Regions from separate parts of the Homo sapiens genome. Here all the other regions are linked to region 1. The links are chromatin contacts, found by Hi-C or POLR2A ChIA-PET in ENCODE. All regions are on one chromosome and are shown on one strand. The core of a region is the stretch at or near the end of the contact, and the rest is flanking DNA. Distances in the headings are between cores, read along the strand shown.

Region 1 (2,935 bases), core at 253-2,752:
CATTAGACATTTCTGTGATTAGGCACTGGAGTAGATTATAGCATGATAAGGTTCTCTGTGCTCTGAGTGAAGTGCTGTTCAACTTGGCGCTAATAGGAGCGGGATTCAGGTTTGTGAGCTCTGGAACTCGAAGTCGACTTGCCTGTTAGAGAAGGGGGTTTTGGATTCTGTATAGCCTGTAGTCTTTTAAATGTAAGAATCCTCAGGGAGTCTGCTTTGAAGGGTAGTCGGGGCTAGGCTGGAACAATGCTTCCTGGACAGATCAGGTCAAAAATTCCCAGTGCGCGGGGTATTCTTAGAGCCCACACATCCTCTTAAGAGTTTAGCTGATCCAGCCAACAGCCTTGCGGCATACAGAGCATGGGCTGTCATCCTGTTTTATGGCTGAGAGGCTGAAGACCCTGAAAAGGGATGTGACCAACCCCAGGTCCCACCAGTTTAAATTGTGATGCCTAGACTTAAACCTCCCCTCCCCACTCCAAGGGTGATGTTCTTTCTGTGACATCATTTGAAGGCTAGTGGGTGATAACTTAGAGGAAGAGTTTTCACTTTGGAATGGAAGAGCGTAGAAACTGTCATAGCCTGGATAGGCATGTAAAAGAACCGGTCTTGTGAATCTTTAGACCAGGGTATCTACCCTTTATTGCAGTCCGGAATTATCTGGGGCATTTTAGTAAATACTGATGCCTGAGTTCCTCCAATTAAATCACAGATGCAAATTTAATTGGTCTTGGGTGTAGCCTGAGCACAGGGATTGAAAAATCTTTAGAATGAACCTATGGCAATTTTGTCTTAGCCTCGACTTATCTCTTTTCTGGCTGTAGTTCCCTTTGACCCACTTATGGAAGAGGTTGGAAATTTTCTGTATTTATTAAGACCTGCACCGAAATTGAGTGAGAAAAAAGCTGGAGACAAGAGTCAAAACTGAGTTTTCCAGAGTTAAGAGCAGACACTGTTTACATGATACGGATAAGCCATGAATTTATTAAAACTTTAAGAGAAATATTGAAAACACCTACCATCTATTGAGTCTCAGTTGCAAGAGCTGAAGGAAAGACAAAGACGAGTCTCTGGCTTTAAGGAATTTTATTGTGTAATCTTGGCATGTACTGGAATCACTTCTAACCACATACAGATGCATGGATGTAGGGAAATATTACTTGGCTGCATCAATATTTGCCTGTCCCACCTAAATCTTTTTTGAGGAAGTAGCCAGGACATAAACAGCTGAAATGAAAATATTTGCTTGTCCCGAAGTCGATTTCCCCACAGGCCATCGCCCTCCCTCCTGTGGCTGCCTCTGCTATTCTCATTAGCTAAGCAGCCTTGCCCTTACAGAGATCCTGAGGGCCTTACAGAGATCCTGAGGGCAACAAAGCCGGTGGTCATCTGTAAAATCCAGTAACTGATTGATGCTCAGGAAATAGGAGATACTGAAGAAGTGAAAGAGCCTAACCCAGTCCCAGGTGGTTCCGACTCTGCAGCCGTGCTCTGCTGTTTCATCTCAGCCATGCCAGGTGCTAGACGTGACTTCACCTGAGAATTGCTGACCTGGGTTGATCAGATCAAATCTATCCAGGCCACCTCTGGCAGAGCAGCAGAAAGTGAGAATATGCTGTAGATTAGTGTGAGAATCCTCCCCAGGGCTTAATGATGGTCCCTTGGAGAGCTCTGTTTCTATGCAAGAAACCTGTGAATTCTCAACCTTTGCCAACTTGCAATCGTTCTTCAATCTGCCCCAACTATTTCTAGCAAATTCTTTGGCTAATACAGCATAGAAAACACATCCTATTTGTCCCAGACTTATTTCATTCCAGCTTCAAGGGGTGGACATTTAGCCTAAGAGCATTCATAGAGAGTCAGACTTCAGAGAATATATTTCCCTCTGTTAAATCGTATATGAAACCAAGCTTGCTCCGAGGCCGCTGGCTGCAGGAAGCAGTGACGAGGATGGAGCTTGGCAGATGGTTGTAGCTGTGGTTTCCTGGAGGCCTGTGTGGGGAGATGATTGTTTGTATATTGGTTTTCATTTATGTATTGGTCTTATTTTCATCTTCCTGAGGTACCCAGATGCTATGGTGATAGATTGATTGGAAATGACTCATTTGTCAGGGTTCTGTGGGGGACGTAGGTTCCCTTCTCATGCGCAGCAGAGTCTAAGATGTTTAATTAGACGCTGAGACATTTCTGCATGGGTCCATTTCTGCCCATTCTCCCAGGTGGACGCCATTTCTTAGATTGCAGAGGGACGGGGTTGGGGAGGGACCTTCTAGTTCTCCATCCTCTCCCTCTATCCTCTTATTTTGTCTGGCTGCAGTCCTTAGTCCTACCTCCCTTTTAATTAATTAATTAATTAATTAATTTATTTACTTACCTTTGAAACAGAGTTTCATTCTTGTCACCCAGGCTGGAGTTCAATAGCACGATCTCTGCTCACTGCAACCTCTGCCTCCTGGTTTTAAGCGATTCTCCAGCCTCAGCCTCCTGAGTAGCTGGGACTACAGGCACCCGCCACCACGCCTGGCTAATTTTTTTTTTTTTTTTTTTTTGTATTTTTAGTAGAGATGGGATTTCACTGTGTTGGCCAGGCTGGTCACGAACTCCTGATCTCAGATAATCCACCTGTCTCGGCCTCCCCAAGTGTTGGGATTACAGGCCTGACCCACCACGCCTGGCCTTTTATATATATATATTTATTATTATTATTATTATTATTATTATTTGCCTCAGCTTCCCGAGTAGCTGGGATTACAGACACCCGCCACCCCACCCAGCTAATTTTTTTGTATTTTTAGTAGATACGGGGTTTCTCCATGTTGGCCAGGCTGGTCTCGAACTCCTGAGCTCAAGTGATCCACCCGCCTCTGCCTCTCAGAGTGCTGGGATTACAGGCATAAGCCACCGTGCCCAGCCCTACCTCCTTTTATCTGCTGTT
Region 2 (2,916 bases), core at 360-2,859, 390 kb before region 1:
ATATAATTATCACAACCACTGAACCAATACTGATACACTACTAAAGTGTATTTCTACCACCACCCCCGGCTAATTTTTGTACTTTTACTAGATAGTGAGCTATGTTGGCCAGGCTGGTATGGAACGCCTGGCCTCAAGTGACCCACCCGCCTCCGCCTCCGCCTCCCCAAGTGCTGGGATTACAGAGGTGAGCCGCCGCGCCCGGCCTCCTAGGTCACTTAGGATACTCGACAATCCAATTTTATTCAGTAATAATGTCAACTAAAAGAAGGCGTGTTTTGATATTGTTCTTCCCAATCACGTTAACTTAGAACCTTTAACTTAATCATAACATTTAAAAGGCTCCACCCACTAAGAACAGTCAGCCAATAGGAAAAAAAGTTCCCTACATCCTGAGCCATTTAACATCCAGTTGACCTTTAACCCTAAAGAGAATGCTGTCCACTTAAATACAGGTAATGTCCTCCCTCTTTCCTCCAAAAAGATTTCGGGCACTAAAGGAACTAATATTGAAACTACACAGCAACGTTGGTTCCCTAGCCTACTCATATACTGCCACCATACATTACCACAAATGGAAAGGTAAATGACCCACCCACCTTTTTCACTTAAGCGAAAGGGGGTTCTGCTCCGCGACCTCGTCCTGGATCTGTCCCTCCATCTGCTGTGCTCCTCCGGGTACACTGTGCGACCAAAGCCGTAGTAGCGCTGTCCCCGCGCGATCGCGTACGCCCTTCCGCAGTACGACCTTCCCCGAGAGCGCGACCTGCTACGGGACCGGGACCGGTACCGCGAAGGAGACCGGTAGTATCTCCTGGTGAACCCGTAGCGCCTCTCTCGGTAACGGCGGCTGCGGGATCGCGACCGGCTCCGCGAGTATGACCGCGAGTAGCGCCTGTACTTCCGCTGGTGGCGCCTTCGGGAACGGGACCTGGACTTGCTCCTCCGACTCCTGGACGAAAACCGGCTCGAGACGCGGGAATGGGACCGAGAGCTTCTGGAAAAAGAGCGGCTCCTAGACCGCGACGACAGCCGGCTGGACCCGCCCGACCGCGAGGTCGAGGGCGAATCCTTCTCCTGCGGCGAGCCCGGCCACATGTCGTTCACGTAGTTGGACATCTTCACCTGCGGCTTTAGCCTGCGCTTTCTCCGGAAAGGATCCCGCAAGCCTCAACTCAGGACTTCCTAAAAAACCAAGAGAGAAAAAACAAGTCGAGTCGCGGAAGCCGGCGCCTGGCCACCCGGAAGCCACAGTCGGGGAACCTCCGGGAGGCGGAGCCACGGCGCGGGCGGCGACCGCCGCGACAGGAACCGAGCCCTAGAAACCCCGCTCGGCGCCCTGAGGCCGCGGCCTTGAAGCGAAACGCTGCGTTCCCCAAACGCGGGGCCCGGCACGTTTCCCGTCCCTCACTCCTGAGAGACCACTGCGGTGGTCCTGAGAGACCCCGTCAGCAGAAAACTTACCGCACGCCGTCGACGCCTCCCTCACGACTGAGAGAAAGGCTCAACAGACGCCTTCCTTTCGGAACGTAAGACGAAGTGGGGCTTTTAGTCCCTGCTTTCGAACGGCGAATTCCACAACCTCCACCTCCTACGTCCGGATGCGCACTGAGGGACTACGTTAGCAGACGCGTCAAAAGTACCAGAAGCTGGCCCCCGGCGCATGCGCAGAGATGTTCCGTGGTGGGCGCGGCTCTTCTCTTGCCCAACCACCGCCCTGCCTCCTCCCTCCCCAAGCCGCGCCCTGTGCCTCGAGCGCTTGCCTCCAGGGTGCGCATGCGCGATGGGGCTCCAGGGGGAGGTGTTTGATACATCAGGGTGTCCCGTTGCCCTTGGCTTCCCCCCTGATCTGAGATAATTGCGGGACCGACCCAGTCACCAGAAAACTTCGAAGATGGAACGGCCCCGCGTGGGGCTACACCAGGCTCTGGCCTCACTGCACGGGCGGGGCTGGACGTCAGTGCCGGGCGGGGAGTAGGGCCGGGAGAGGAGCGGCTGCAGGCTGGAGAGGGCTCGCAGCCGGGCTCGGAGCTGGGGCCGTCTGACGGGCTGGTGCCCACAGGGTCGTTGCCGCCACCCACCGGCAAGTCGCAGACCCGGCCTGAGCCTCCCTGGACCCTTCCTGGCCTCTTCCTCCTGTCCTAGGTACCGCGGCGCCAGGAGAAGGCGACCGCGTCCACACCCCGCCATGACAGAGAGGGGACCTCACCCTCCCCCGGAACACCCCAAGACCCCTGGAAATGCAGTATTAACGTAGAAAAGATGTTTTACTTCCATGTTTTGGCTAGGAAGGTAATAAGGTCGAGACAAAATAAAAAGACTCAAAACTGACCTTTAATCTGGGGATAATAATGAAGTCTGCGATATCTCTTCCAAAAACTGTGTTTGGTGTGAGTGTAAACAAAGGTGACTATTTTACTTCTAGGGATCTACAAATGGGATGCATTTCAAACACTTCTTGTAATAAAGCATAACAATTGCCTTGAAAATTGTGGGTTAATTGCCTTTTTTTTTTTTTTTTTTTTTGAGACAGGGTCTCACTCGCCCAGGCTGGAGTGTGGTGGGGCCATCACGGCTCACTGCAGCCCAGGCTCCCGAAGAGCTGGAACTACAGGCATGCACCACCATGCTAATTTTTGCACTTTTTTACCCACGGGATCTAACTGTGTTGCCCAGGCTGGTCTCCAACTCCTGGGCTCAAGCGATTCTTCCGCCTCAGCCTCCTGAAGTTTTGGGATTACAGGCGTGAGCCACTTTGCCCAGCCTATACACTTCTTTACAAGTACATTTTGACAAAAGCCACTTTCTTTAGAGGGAGACACAAACTCACTCATCTCTTGTTCATCTTCACCCCACATCTCCGCAGTTCATCCACATCTCCTGAGGATGCATCATGATGGAAGTAGTTCTTAAACA
Region 3 (2,873 bases), core at 69-2,568, 440 kb after region 1:
GGGGCAGAGGAGCAGGGGTGGCTGGAACAGCCTGGGTCCCAGGTTCAAGTCCCCAGAGTTGAGCCAGATGTGGCCTGGCTGATTGTCCTAAGCAACTTAGAACAAACAAATTTATCAGGTGTGGGACAGCAGTCAGCAGTTGGGAGCCTACTGTGTACTGGGTTTATTCAGTCTGTACAACTGTCGGTATTAATGTCTCTGTTTTACAGATAAACTGAGTTCAGAGGTGAAGTAACTTGTCCAAGGTCACCTACAGCTTGGACCACTGAACCAAGGAAAACGTAGATTTTGAGCACAGTCCTGCTACTTACTAGGAGGAAAGCCGTGTGGCTTGGGCAAGTTACTTTACCTCTGTGAGCCTCAGTTTCCTTATCTATAAAGATGATGTTAAATTAATATTTAACTTATAAAATTGTGAGGATTCAAAAAGATAACGTTAATCTGAGTGCTGTGGCACACACCTGTAATTCAAGCTGCTCAGGGGGCTGAAGCGGGAGGATCGCTTGAGCCCAGGAGTTTGAGGCTGTAGTGAGCTGTCATTGCACCACTGCACTCCAGCCTGGGCAACACAGCAAGACCCCATCTTTAAAAAAAAAAACAAAAAGGTAATGTTAAAAGTCTTAGCATAGTATCTGGCACATAGAATGTCCTTAGAAAATGTTTGTTTTACTTTTTTTTGAGACAGGCTCTCTCTCTCTCTCTCTCTCTCTCTCTCTCTCTCTCTCTCTCTGTCTCTGTTGTCCAGGCTGAAGTGCAGTGATGCAGTCACAGCTCACTGCAGCCTCAACCTCCCGGGCTCAAGTGATCCTCCTGCCTCAGCCTCTGAGTAGCTGGGACTACAGGCATGTGCCACCACACCCGGGTAATTCTTTTTATTTTTTTTTGTAGAGACAGGGTCTCTCTATGTAACCAGGCTGGTCTCGAACTCTTGCCCTCAAGCAATCCTCCTACCTTGTCCTCCCAGTCTTAGCAAATGTTATTATGATTAATTTAATTATCTGACCAATGAGAGAGTTTACTCCCTCAGAGCAGTGGGGTTAGGGAAAGTTTTTAACCTTCCTAGATCAATCCAGGATGTCTTCCTGAAAGAAGCAGCATTTCTGTCCCATTTTAACCTGAGACCATGAATTCCCTAGGTATATAAGGTTGTGATGGGGTAAGCATGGGGAGTATTTGGTAGAAGAGGGCACACCTTGGATAGGGAGAATTGCCTCAGTCTGGGTGTGGGGGGTCAGGCCAGGTCTAAACACAGGCAGGACTCCAGATCTCGTTCTCGGAGAATGTCCCAACATCCTGCTTGGGCACCTTGGATGATAAACAGGTTGTCACCCTCCAAACCCCAGGTGAACCTGATAAATCCTGGCAAAGCTGAGGCGAGGAGAAGAGGCCCATCTATAAATACTCAGTGACTCAGGCTCAGTGTCGTGTTGAAAGAGCTGCTTGTGTTTATGGCTCGGTTGCTCTGGGGAGGCAGTCCAGCTCTAGGAGGAAGGTCCAAGCTGCCCTGAAGTCTCAGACCTCCCAGTTTTCTCTGCTGGGGCAGGTTTGGGACCTGGGGCCAGACCCACCATACCCTGGCTTAGTGTCCAGTCCATTATGGGACTCTGAACAAACCTCTCACTTTTCTGAGCTTCTAGCCATGCAGGAAATGAAACATGTTGACTCTCCCTACTTTGGCCAGATAGGCTGTGAGGCAGGATGGTCTAGTGATCAGGCACTCAGGTTTTTGGTGCCAGATAAATGTAGGTTCAAGTCCCAGTTTCATCCTTTAACTAGCTATGTGACTTTAAGCCAGTCAATTCATTTTTCTGAGCCTCAGTTTCCTGAACTATAAAATGGAGACGATAATGGAACTTTTTTCATAGAGTTGTCATGAGGATGAAAGAAGACAAAATACATAAAGCACTTAGCAAAGTAACTGACAGGTAATAAACACTCAGTTAATGATAGCATTATGATTGCAAATTAAGCTAACTGTTTAAAATACTTTGAAAAGGGATATTGGAGATCTTGGTTCCCCCAGAGAGATATTTTGAGAGTCAATGATTACCCAAGAACTTCAACTACCTCTCTGCTTCCTAAGTAGAACGAGCCAAGCTATGAGGAAAACAAGACAGTTCCCCAAGATTGGTAGGGAAAGGGCAAGGCACTGTCACTCATCAAATACCTACTGTGTGCCAGCTGTTGTCACCTCCAACATCATCTCACTTACTCTTCAGCCACCAGCAAGGCACAACTTCCCTACACAGACCAATAAACCCAGACCCTGTGAAATGAACTGAATGGCAGAGCTGGGATTTGAGCCCAGGTCTGAGTACTTTCAAAGTGCTTGCGTGTGATCCTATCACACTATGGTACTTGGCTGCCTCCCTGGTCTAGGAAGGTGGCCAAGGAAGAGACAGAAGTGAGAGAATGAGGAAGGGAGATTCAAGGTGCTCAGCAACAGTCAAGGGAGAGTGTAGAGATTTAGAAGGAGATGGGAGGTGGAGAGCTGTTTGGGAAGAACACATGACTTTGAGGTGACTGTTCTATGGGTCAACCAGCAGGCAGATGGAAAAGTACAGCTGAACTCAGAAGAAAGATCAGACTGGAGGCTGGGCGCAGTGGCTCGCATCTGTAATCTCGGCACATTGGGAGGCTGAGGCGGGAGGATCATTTGAGTTCAGGAGTTTGAGACCAACCTGGGCAACATGGCGAAACCTCGTCTCTACAAAAAATGCAAAAATTAGCCGGGCATGGTGGTGCACACCTATGGTCCCAGCTACTTTGCAGGGGCAGAGGTGAGAGCATTGGTTGAGCCCAGGAAGCGGGGATTGCAGTGACCTGAGATCACACTGCTGCACTCCAGCCTGGGCAACAGAGTGAGACCCAGT

Evidence for each region. A loop is a pair of places that touch in the nucleus more often than their neighbours do. ChIA-PET counts read pairs that join two places held with the same protein, here RNA polymerase II (POLR2A). Pooled maps may share reads with other maps.
Region 2: a loop to region 1 is called in a pooled map, with 2.1 times the contacts of the local background. The contact joins the promoter of RSRP1 here to the enhancer-like site in region 1. A Hi-C loop is called at or near these places in 1 of 50 pooled maps. POLR2A ChIA-PET finds 5 or more read pairs at or near these places in 3 of 52 experiments (CD4-positive, alpha-beta T cell, activated CD4-positive, alpha-beta T cell and activated CD4-positive, alpha-beta memory T cell).
Region 3: POLR2A ChIA-PET joins it to region 1 with 14 read pairs in Panc1. The contact joins two enhancer-like sites. POLR2A ChIA-PET finds 5 or more read pairs at or near these places in 2 of 52 experiments (Panc1 and WTC11).

What each region holds. Positions count from the first base shown.
Region 1 is chr1:25,640,894-25,643,828 of GRCh38, forward strand. The region is part of intron 1 of MAN1C1 (mannosidase alpha class 1C member 1); the gene reads left to right. Among named protein-coding and RNA genes, the nearest start is that of MAN1C1, 26 kb to the left of the region's middle. RefSeq lists an enhancer at 2,067-2,116. Within about 2 kb of position 1,503, at least 10 of the 41 ENCODE cell types and tissues checked have a DNase peak (open chromatin) inside an H3K27ac peak, as active enhancers do; they include CD4-positive, alpha-beta T cell, where a contact is called at or near this core.
Region 2 is chr1:25,245,845-25,248,760 of GRCh38, forward strand. RSRP1 (arginine and serine rich protein 1) reads right to left here and starts at 1,610. Exons shown (of 5, transcript NM_020317.5): 1 at 1,465-1,610; 2 at 600-1,185. The coding sequence starts at 1,119. RefSeq lists enhancers at 401-1,125, 1,126-1,850.
Region 3 is chr1:26,082,018-26,084,890 of GRCh38, forward strand. No RefSeq gene overlaps it. Among named protein-coding and RNA genes, the nearest start is that of TRIM63, 16 kb to the left of the region's middle. Within about 2 kb of position 1,319, at least 5 of the 41 ENCODE cell types and tissues checked have a DNase peak (open chromatin) inside an H3K27ac peak, as active enhancers do.